3 separate regions of the Homo sapiens genome follow, and all the other regions are linked to region 3. The links are chromatin contacts, found by Hi-C in ENCODE. All regions are on one chromosome and are shown on one strand. The core of a region is the stretch at or near the end of the contact, and the rest is flanking DNA. Distances in the headings are between cores, read along the strand shown.

Region 1 (2,871 bases), core at 261-2,760, 6.0 Mb after region 3:
GAATTGAAATAACTGTATTCTTGGACGTTCTCAGTCTGATTCATGCCTCCTTTTAGCCAACTATTCATAGATTCACCAGAAGAATTACACCTACTACCTCCGGCGTAGGAAGAAAAAAAAAAATCAAATGGGCAATAATGTTAGCAGAAGCTTGATATTTAAGAGCTGGTATTCAGAAAGATCATCCTTCCTACCCCCTTCCCTCCGGTCCAGTTCTCCTTTCTGGTTCTCACCATCGGAAATTGACTTGGCATTAACTAAGGGCTGGAATTTCAAGGCGTCAATTTTCCCCTGCCCCCAACCTCGGAAACTCTTAAACAGCTCCCTATTCTACACTCAATGGTAGAGACAGATAAATGATGCAGCAGATTACACCGTTGAAAGGCAACATTTGTCCTGAGCTATTTTCACATTTTTTCCTGTTTCCGATGTATGTGCCAGACTTTGTTTGCTTGCTTAGGACATGGAAAACACTGGGCATTTTCTCCCCAGCGGCTTTCATTCTCAGCAAATGAAAGTGAAAGTGCTACATTGTAGCGGTATTTTATCCTTAAAGTCTGGACTGGCAGCTTGTGTGTAGGGGGGAGGGAGGGTGGGATTGGGAAGGTTGAAGAACCAGTTTTGAGGTTTTGTTTGTTTATCTTGAGATCGCAGCAGGGTTCCTGTTTTTTTCCCTTCCTTTTTTTTTTTGGTGGTGGGGTCCTACTTCGGATTTATTTTCATTTGGGCAGTCATTGAAGTTTCATTCAATGGACTGACTTAAAAAAATACACTCCACTTGTGGCTTTTCCCGGTTGCACTTTAAAACACCATCCAGTCTCACCCTCATCTGGAAATAATGCAAGCTTCTCTCTTCCTTCCCCCGCTCCCTCCTCCCCTACTTTTTTTTTTTCTTCTTCTTCTTCTTTTAAAGCTCCACATAACCTGAAGTCGATAATCAAATGGAAAATGTGCTGGTATTAGTTTACTTTAGTTTACTTTCCCTTTTGGTGCTAACCTTACTTGCTGAAGTATGTATAAAACACAGGCATTTTGTACACTTGTAGCTACTGAGTCTTGTGCCTGCTGCACGAATCTAAGCTTTAAGTTTCCTCAGAGGCACTGTTTGCGTGCAAGTTTTAACATTTTGATTGTGTGGATTTTAAAAATAAAATTACACGGAGAATGACACCAGAGATCTTAACAGTGACATTAGTCCATCTAAAGTCATTCATCCTTCTCCCTCCCCCTTCATTTTTCCAAGAAACAACTAATAGCAAACCAGGCTAGAATTTCTAAGAGAGTTTAGAGGAGGAGGAGGAAAAGAGGCGGAATGAGATAGGACAGAGAGGTTAGAGAGGCCAGAATTTCTCTCATTCACAGTGTGGAAAAGTTGACATTGTCTAAGCCCTTCTGAATGGCTGGTAGTTGGTTACCCCGATTGTACCTCTACCTCCCCTCCCCCTCCACGTGACGACCCAGGACACATGCGCACCCGACGCAGCCCAGGCACATCTGCAGACTGACGTCAGTGTGCTCTGCCTCCGAGGAAAAGCTGCCAAAATTTTCTCCTGCTGCAATTCAAGTTGGCTGGGGGCCGGTAGTGAGATCTAGGGCTACTTCAACAAAACTTTGCTGCCCTTCCTGCTCCTCTTGTCTTCTTTTCTCCTGATACCTTTTGATGCTCTGCACATGTTATTTGCATAGCAAAGGCACTAAGCTTTCCAGGAAGAGAGGGCACCACTTCCACCCCCAATAAGTCTTTTTTCCCGTCTTTTCTTTCTTTTCCTTTCCTTTTTTGGGGGGTGGGGAGGGAGAGAAAGGGGGTTTGCAAAGGCAGCATCTCAGAGTGATAGCCTAGATGTATTGAAGGCATCTCTTATTCTGCCAAATCGGAAAGTCAGTTCTCTAAAGCCCGGGTTAGCCAGACCATAGGGTTTTATTCTGGCTGCAGAATAACTGGCTGGTGTGGCTTTGCAAAGGGGGGCAAAAAATAAAAAAATAAAAAAAATTAAAAAAAGTTAGAGAGGAGAGGGAGTACGTGAGTCGTCCAGTGCAATCTCTATTGTCTGAAACTTACTTTTTATCAGAATTTGAAGATGAAAACGGTAAGGAAGACTTAACAATATTCAATGGAGCTTTTTTTTTTTAAACCAACAACTTGTGCTTTGCTTGTCTTCCGAATAACGCTTAGAAAACTTTTTTTCTGTGTGTGTGTTTTTTTTTTTTTTTTTAATGGCAATGAGTGAGCTTGACTGAACTCATTTTACAAATAGATATCTTTTTAACTCCAGACTTGTCGGGGGTTGTAGAATTCTGGGACTTGCAGTTATTTTATGATGCAAAAAAAATACGTTTATTTTATGAATATACAATACATGTTTTGTGAAGTGGACTTGATTATGATTATTGTAATCTTTTAACTGATCACCAAATAGTAATCCGGAAGGTAATAATGATGTGTGTGTTTTAAATTGATTTCCAGTTTTCTTACAGAAAAGTCTTATGCATTTTGTAGTTTCATGTCAGTGTCGTTAAGTCTTCAGACAAGTGCATATTTTATGCCTGGGCTCAGAGGGTAGCATTAATGTGCTAGCTGTAGCCCCGATGCTCTAGGACATGTTAAGCTCTTAATAGGCTAATCAAAGAGATGGAAACGTGTGTTTTTGATTTACTTTTGGCCACTTGGGACGTGCTAGACTCATAACCCTCCGGAGCCTTGTTTATCGGGGTAGGTCTGTATATATGGTGTATGGGACCAAAGTTCAGGGATTGAGGAGGGAGAGTGAGAGTGCAGGAATGGGGTATTGGGAAGCCTCTTTCTGATAATATGTGCTACAATTCCTGTCTTTGATGCTTTCTTTCCCTGTACTAGAGGAAAAGTGAGCGAGA
Region 2 (2,857 bases), core at 140-2,639, 5.7 Mb after region 3:
ATCCACCCGCCTCGGCCTCCCAAAGTGCTGGGATTACAGGCATGAGCCACAGCGCCCGGCCGAGAATTGCTCTTATATGAAGATTTATTCCCTCCTCTCACCCCTGCATTATGTGAAGTCTTCATTTCTTGGTATAACTTCATTTGACAGCTATATCGATTGCAGCCTGGAGACTAGCAAAAAACGACAGGCTGAAATATGGTCACCAATCACCACATTAACTCTTTGTAATTAACCACTGTCGCCTGCCTGCTCCCTAACTCTACGGACTGAGCAACACAAAGCTCCATCCACACAGACGAGTGGCAATGTGCAAAAGGGAACTGTAGAAAGCTTAAATGCTGACATGTTACAAAGTAGTTTTGTTGATAGCTAGCAAGAAGCACACATTTTCTTTATTCTGTTGAATCTTCATTTGGATTTACAGTTCTGGGCAGATTTGGAAACGGGGATGGTGGCGGCATTGTTTCCGAAAACCAGCGCATCCGTGCAAAGAATTTAATTCCCTCACCATCTTGCTACTGGTCTGTTGCAGTGGGGTGTGGTTAGAGGGCTAGGAAGCAATCCAAAACAGCAGCTCAGGCTGCCCAAAGCCGTGTCCAAGCGATCATTTTCTCCATTTTGGGCCAAGTCAATTTGCACCGGCAAGAGGCAGAATGTTTGTTTTATGGGGAGGAGGAAAATAAAAAAGGAAGTCAGAGAGCATGGACGGAAACAAGCAACACCACCAAAGAGGTTTCATCTCGGGTGGATGTTAAACGATTGGAATGCTAATAATGGGCGCGAGGAGCAAACACAATTGTTCTGAGTCCACAGCTGCGGCACTTTTAATGACAGGTCTGTAGTTCTGCATTGGGATTGAACGTGAAATGATTTTCTTATCCAAACTATTTGCATTCATTTTGGGCCGCGTCTGTGACCAGCCTCGCTGACTGCGGCTGAGGCAGTCCCAAACAAAGAGGAATGGACGTCCTCCCGAGGGAGCGGAGGCGGGAAAGGTGGCCCCAGGTGGCCGCGCCAGGTGTCCCCCAGGGGTCCACCTTGCAAGCCGCGGGGAGGGTGCGTCCCGGGAGCGTCGGAGAGGCGCGGTCGGGAAGGGGTGGGTCCGGGCTCCAGGCACCACACGGCGAAAGACCCCGCCCTGCCCACGGCCAAGGTTAACCCGCGCGCTGGAGGTACCTGCGGAGGCTTCGCACAGCCAAAAGGCACCGGGCGATCATGGGAGCGCTGAGAGGCTGGCGGCGGCGGGCGCGTGGTCCTTCGGCGTGGGGCGGCGAGGCGGGCGGCAGCGCCTGGGCGCCCGGGAGTCTCGAGCCGGCCTAGCCGCAGAGGCCACAGTGGCTGCCTGGCCAGCGCCCTCCCACGTGCGGCAGCTCCACGCCGGCGCCTACCAGCCCCGCCCCGCGCCGTGCCCCGCCCCAGCTCGCGTGTCTGGCCCCGCCCCAGCCCTCGCGTCCGGCCCCGCCCCAGGGGCGGTGCTGGCCAGACCCTGCCGCCTGAGAGAGAGCACAGCCTGGTGGGTTCTGGGGTCTACGGCCTAGGGGCCGGGGAAGTTTGCGCCGCCGCGACCAGTGCTGCGATCCCGAGCCGGGCTCCAGCCCCGAGGACCAGGGGTCGGGCGGGCCTGCCTACGGAACCCCGCGGGCCAGCAGCAGTCGTCTCGCGTCCTCCTGCTTGGTAAGGGGCTTCTGTCTGGCAAGGGTGCGCCTCCCGCCGCTCCGGACCGGGGCCCGCACCGGCACCCGCTGCACACCGGGCAGGGCCGAGGCGAGGCCGGGTACCTGAGGGAGGACGGAAGGGAGGGGGAGCTCGATGCGCTCTGGGGAGAGGAAGGGGGAGAAGCCTATTTCCCTCTTCTCACCCCTTTTCCCCCCATTCTGTTTTTACCTTCTGCCCTGGGGCCTTATTTAGTGCTTATGACCCCGTGGCCTAGAGGCTGACATCGCCTTTAAAATAACTACACAAATAATAAACATTATAGCGGCGGGTACCACACCCTGGCTTTGAATTAGGGAACCTGGGGAGCAGATGGATGATGCGATTTGGTGGAAATCAGCCATGAATGCCGCCTGGCCCTGCGCCACTGTTTGGATGCGATAGTATTCCATGTGAATGAACATGACCGGGAGCTTCCAGCTTGTCCACGAGAGCACAGCCTCTGCAGGGAGCGCCGGTCGGCTTGTAGTATCCATCGACTTGGGCAGCGATTTCCTGACATGTCTGCTGATTAAATAGAAATGCCATTTTTATTAAGAACGACACTCACCACTTGAATAACCTTTCGCGAATGTGTTTCCTCATCAAATAACTCTCAACCTACAAAAGTGGGTAGAGTGTACATTATTAATACTTTTTTTAGATCCCATGAAAAAGAGGAAGATGCTTGGTATACATCAGCTTTTAGTCAGCAGTATGAAATGCCTCTTAACTTAGTACTGAGGCCTTTAGGGGATTTCTGTATGGTGAGATATGCAGTGACAGTCTAAGCTTATGCTGTACATGTTTTGAAGACATTTTTACTTATTCCAAGATTTAACATACTCGTATACCACTGGGTATTAATGAAAATATGTAATAAATTACCTTCACAATACTTTGTGCTCTCCTGACTCTTTACAAAGAGAAAAGATGAAAGGTCATACAGTTTTGTGTTTTGTTTTTACCTTTAATACACTTTATAACCCATATCATCTTTGTAATTTATGACTTTCCTGACTGATTCTTTAAAATAACTTAGTTCAGTGTTTTCATTTTTCTTATCAAGGAAAAGTGTTTAAGCTTCTAAAATGTCATCTATCAAGCACCTGGTTTATGCAGTTATTCGTTTCTTACGGGAACAAAGTCAGATGGACACTTA
Region 3 (3,036 bases), core at 55-2,554:
AAAATAAATAAATGTTTCACCTTCCTATCACAGCATAAACAGAATTTGTACTATCTCACTTCACTTAACAAGGCTGTTTACTGATTTCCTCATATATATAGAAACAGAGACCATCTTAGCCTAACATGTCTTAAATTTACTCCATCACCTTTCTAAAAAACTAGTAACTTTTTGCGGGCAACTATTCTGCTATATCCCCTGCAAGGTAGTTAATATGAATTATCTCCAATCTGCACCAAAACGCTCCAAGTAGGCAATATTATTCCCATTTTGCAGATGAGCAAATTCTGCCTGAGAAAAGTTTACCTGTAGACTAAAAGAGTCCTGAATCCAAATATGATACATGACGCTAAAGCCATGCTTCTCTATTCAGGAAACACGGTCACCATAGTTAAAGAGGCACACTTCAATTAAGTGACCAGAACTCTTACTCACTGACATAAATCGGTAAAGCCAAAGCAATACTTATCTTCTCCTTTAAAAAATAAATATTTTATAAATTGAAAGACAAAAACACTTCCCTGCAAAGCACTCCAGAAGGATGAAAACTATAGTGACCTAAATTCTCAAATGAATAGTGTGGATATTCTTCACTTCAGGACTGCCATACCCCGATTCTCCCTACCACCACTTGAAGACATGGTCTCCTCTCGGAGAATCTATAGACCGTGACAAAATCCACACAAGCCACACCCTGCAGGTCAGACAACTAAACTGCAGTTTGGAGTGGTTTCATCAAGCCTCAACTGAAAGGCTTACTGCAAACGAGAGCGGACTCCTGTGATAAAATTCATTTGCTCAGCTTCCAGGTGACATGCCCGGAGAGGCGGGACAAATGAAAATTCTTCCCTCTGCAACCTCTTACCTGCTCCTAGGAGCCTTTTCTTGGGGCTCCGCTCCACCGAAATCGACTGTGGGCACATCTGTGGGCTCCGCGGGCTTGGAAGCAGAGTCCGTGGCAGGATCCGGCGGCCTGGGAGACTCCCGTCCACGCTGGGGATTGGAAGCTGTGGAGCCCCTGGCGCCTACACCAGGCCTGACATTCGGCTTCACGCTAAGGCGTGCCCTGCGGAACATGGCGGAGGCAGGGGGCCCGGGGAGGCAGCCTCACGGCCGCTCACAGCCCCGAGCCCCGGCGGCTGCCCGGAAAGGGGATTAGGAACTACGCCCTCCCCACAAAGCCACACCACCAGCTCAGGGGGCAGCTACCGTAGTTTCACTGCCCCGCCGCCGCCTCCTCCTCTCTCCCGCCGCCGCCGCTTTTTCATGACCCTGCCACACACCGATGGCTAAATTTCACCCTCCTCCCAGCATCCCCGCGCTCACAGGACGCCGCAACTGATTGCGCCATCAGCCAGCGCCGCAGAATGACGTCAGACGCACAGCACTGGGAGCCATGGTAACTACCAAGCTACTGAGACTGGGTTACCTGCGGACCAGAAATTGAGATGCAGAGATATTTGCTCTTTCTTCTCCAGGAGTCCTTAGGAGTAGTTGAAAAGAGGAACAGAAGAAAGTCCACTTCTCTGCTCAAACCTTTACTGGAACTATTAAAATCGCTGGCCGATTTTGTCTTTTGAAGATCCTGAAGGGTTTAGAAATTCTAAATTGAGTAGACATAGATTAAAAATGCTGGTGTGAAGAAACTGATAATAGTTACCTCCCAGGAGAGGAATGTGTTTCTGGAAAACACGTCGTGGTAGGAAGACCATTTACCGTACGCCTTTGTGTACTTTTTTGTTTTTGTCCTTTGAGACAGGGTCTTGCTCTGTCGCCTAGGCTGGAGTGTGCAGTTGCGCGATCTTGGCTCACTGCAGCCTCCACCTCTCGGGCTCAGGCGATCCTCCCGTCACAGCCTCCCAAGTTGCTGGGACCACAGGCACGCGCCACGACACCCGGCTAATTTTTTTTTTCTCGTATATTTAGTAGAGACGGGGTTCATCATGTTGCTTAGGCTGATCTTGAACTCCTAGGCTCAAGCGAGCCACCCATTTGGCCTCCCAAAGTGCTGGGATTACAGACGTGAGCCACCACGCCCAACCTCCTTGTGTACTTTTTAATATGAATGTATCACCCGAGATCGTACCACTACACTCCAGCCTGTTTAAAAATTATTATAGTTGAAACCTTGTAAATTATTGTGAGTGTTCTTAATCTGCTTCAGGAGGTAGCAGTAAACAAGACGTTCTGGATTTGGGAGGAGAAAATACAAAAAAGAAATGAACAAGATATTTTTAAAATGTATCAGGCCCGGCGTGGGTGCCTCATGCCTGTAATCCCAGCATTTTAGGAGGCTAAGGCAAGGCAGATTGCTTGAGGTCAGGAGTTCGAGACCAGCCTGGCCAACATGGTTAAACTCCATCTCTACTAAAAATACAAAAATGAGCCAGGCCTGGTGGTGCAAGCCTGTAATCCCAGCTATGGGAGGCTGAGACAGGAGAATGGCTTGAACCCTGGAGGTGGAGGCTGCCGGGAGCCAAGATGGCACCACTGCACTCTAGCCTAGGCAACAGAATGAGTGAGACTCTGTCTTAAAATAAATGAATTAATTAATTAATTGCAATAAAATAAAGTATATCAAATGTCATGAAATAAATTTAAGGGTTGAATGCCGGGTATGGCGAGGCACGCCTATAATCCCAGCTACTGTGGAGACTGAAGTGGGAGGATCTCTTGAGCCCAAGACTTCCAGACCAACCTGCTCAAAATATTGAGACCCCTAAAACAAATTACCTACATGCGGTGGCTGTGATGGCTCCCACCTCTAGCTCCAGCTACCTGGAAGGCTGAGGCAGGAGGTCCAGGCTGCAGTGAGCTATGATAGTGCCACTGCCCTCCAGCATGGGTGACAAAGTGAAACCTTGTCCTTAAAACAAAAATTTAATAATAAGAAGAAAAAAAAGAGAGAAATGTACAGGATGATGTGATAGAAAGTAATGGGAGGGAGGCTGGCAGTAGAGTGGCTAGGGAAGTCCTCTATGATGAGAGGAAAAATAGCCAGAGCTGAGGTTGGCCTTGGAGGTATTGGGCCAATGT

Evidence for each region. A loop is a pair of places that touch in the nucleus more often than their neighbours do. Pooled maps may share reads with other maps.
Region 1: a loop to region 3 is called in a pooled map, with 14 times the contacts of the local background. The contact joins the promoter of ADAMTS6 here to the promoter of BDP1 in region 3. A Hi-C loop is called at or near these places in 4 of 50 pooled maps.
Region 2: a loop to region 3 is called in a pooled map, with 16 times the contacts of the local background. The contact joins the promoter of NLN here to the promoter of BDP1 in region 3. A Hi-C loop is called at or near these places in 7 of 50 pooled maps.

What each region holds. Positions count from the first base shown.
Region 1 is chr5:65,480,559-65,483,429 of GRCh38, reverse strand. ADAMTS6 (ADAM metallopeptidase with thrombospondin type 1 motif 6) reads left to right here and starts at 1,510. Exons shown (of 25, transcript NM_197941.4): 1 at 1,510-2,087. RefSeq lists enhancers at 1,308-1,357, 1,131-1,630, 1,398-1,757.
Region 2 is chr5:65,720,737-65,723,593 of GRCh38, reverse strand. NLN (neurolysin) reads right to left here and starts at 1,389. Exons shown (of 13, transcript NM_020726.5): 1 at 1,180-1,389. The coding sequence starts at 1,220. SGTB (small glutamine rich tetratricopeptide repeat co-chaperone beta) reads left to right here and starts at 1,485. Exons shown (of 11, transcript NM_019072.3): 1 at 1,485-1,677; 2 at 2,765-2,857. The coding sequence starts at 2,787. RefSeq lists enhancers at 125-204, 1-798 and silencers at 1,075-1,684, 1,755-1,804, 1,865-1,914.
Region 3 is chr5:71,453,919-71,456,954 of GRCh38, reverse strand. It overlaps BDP1 (BDP1 general transcription factor IIIB subunit), which reads right to left and starts at 1,304. Exons shown (of 39, transcript NM_018429.3): 1 at 866-1,304. The coding sequence starts at 1,077. RefSeq lists enhancers at 517-1,442, 1,443-2,369.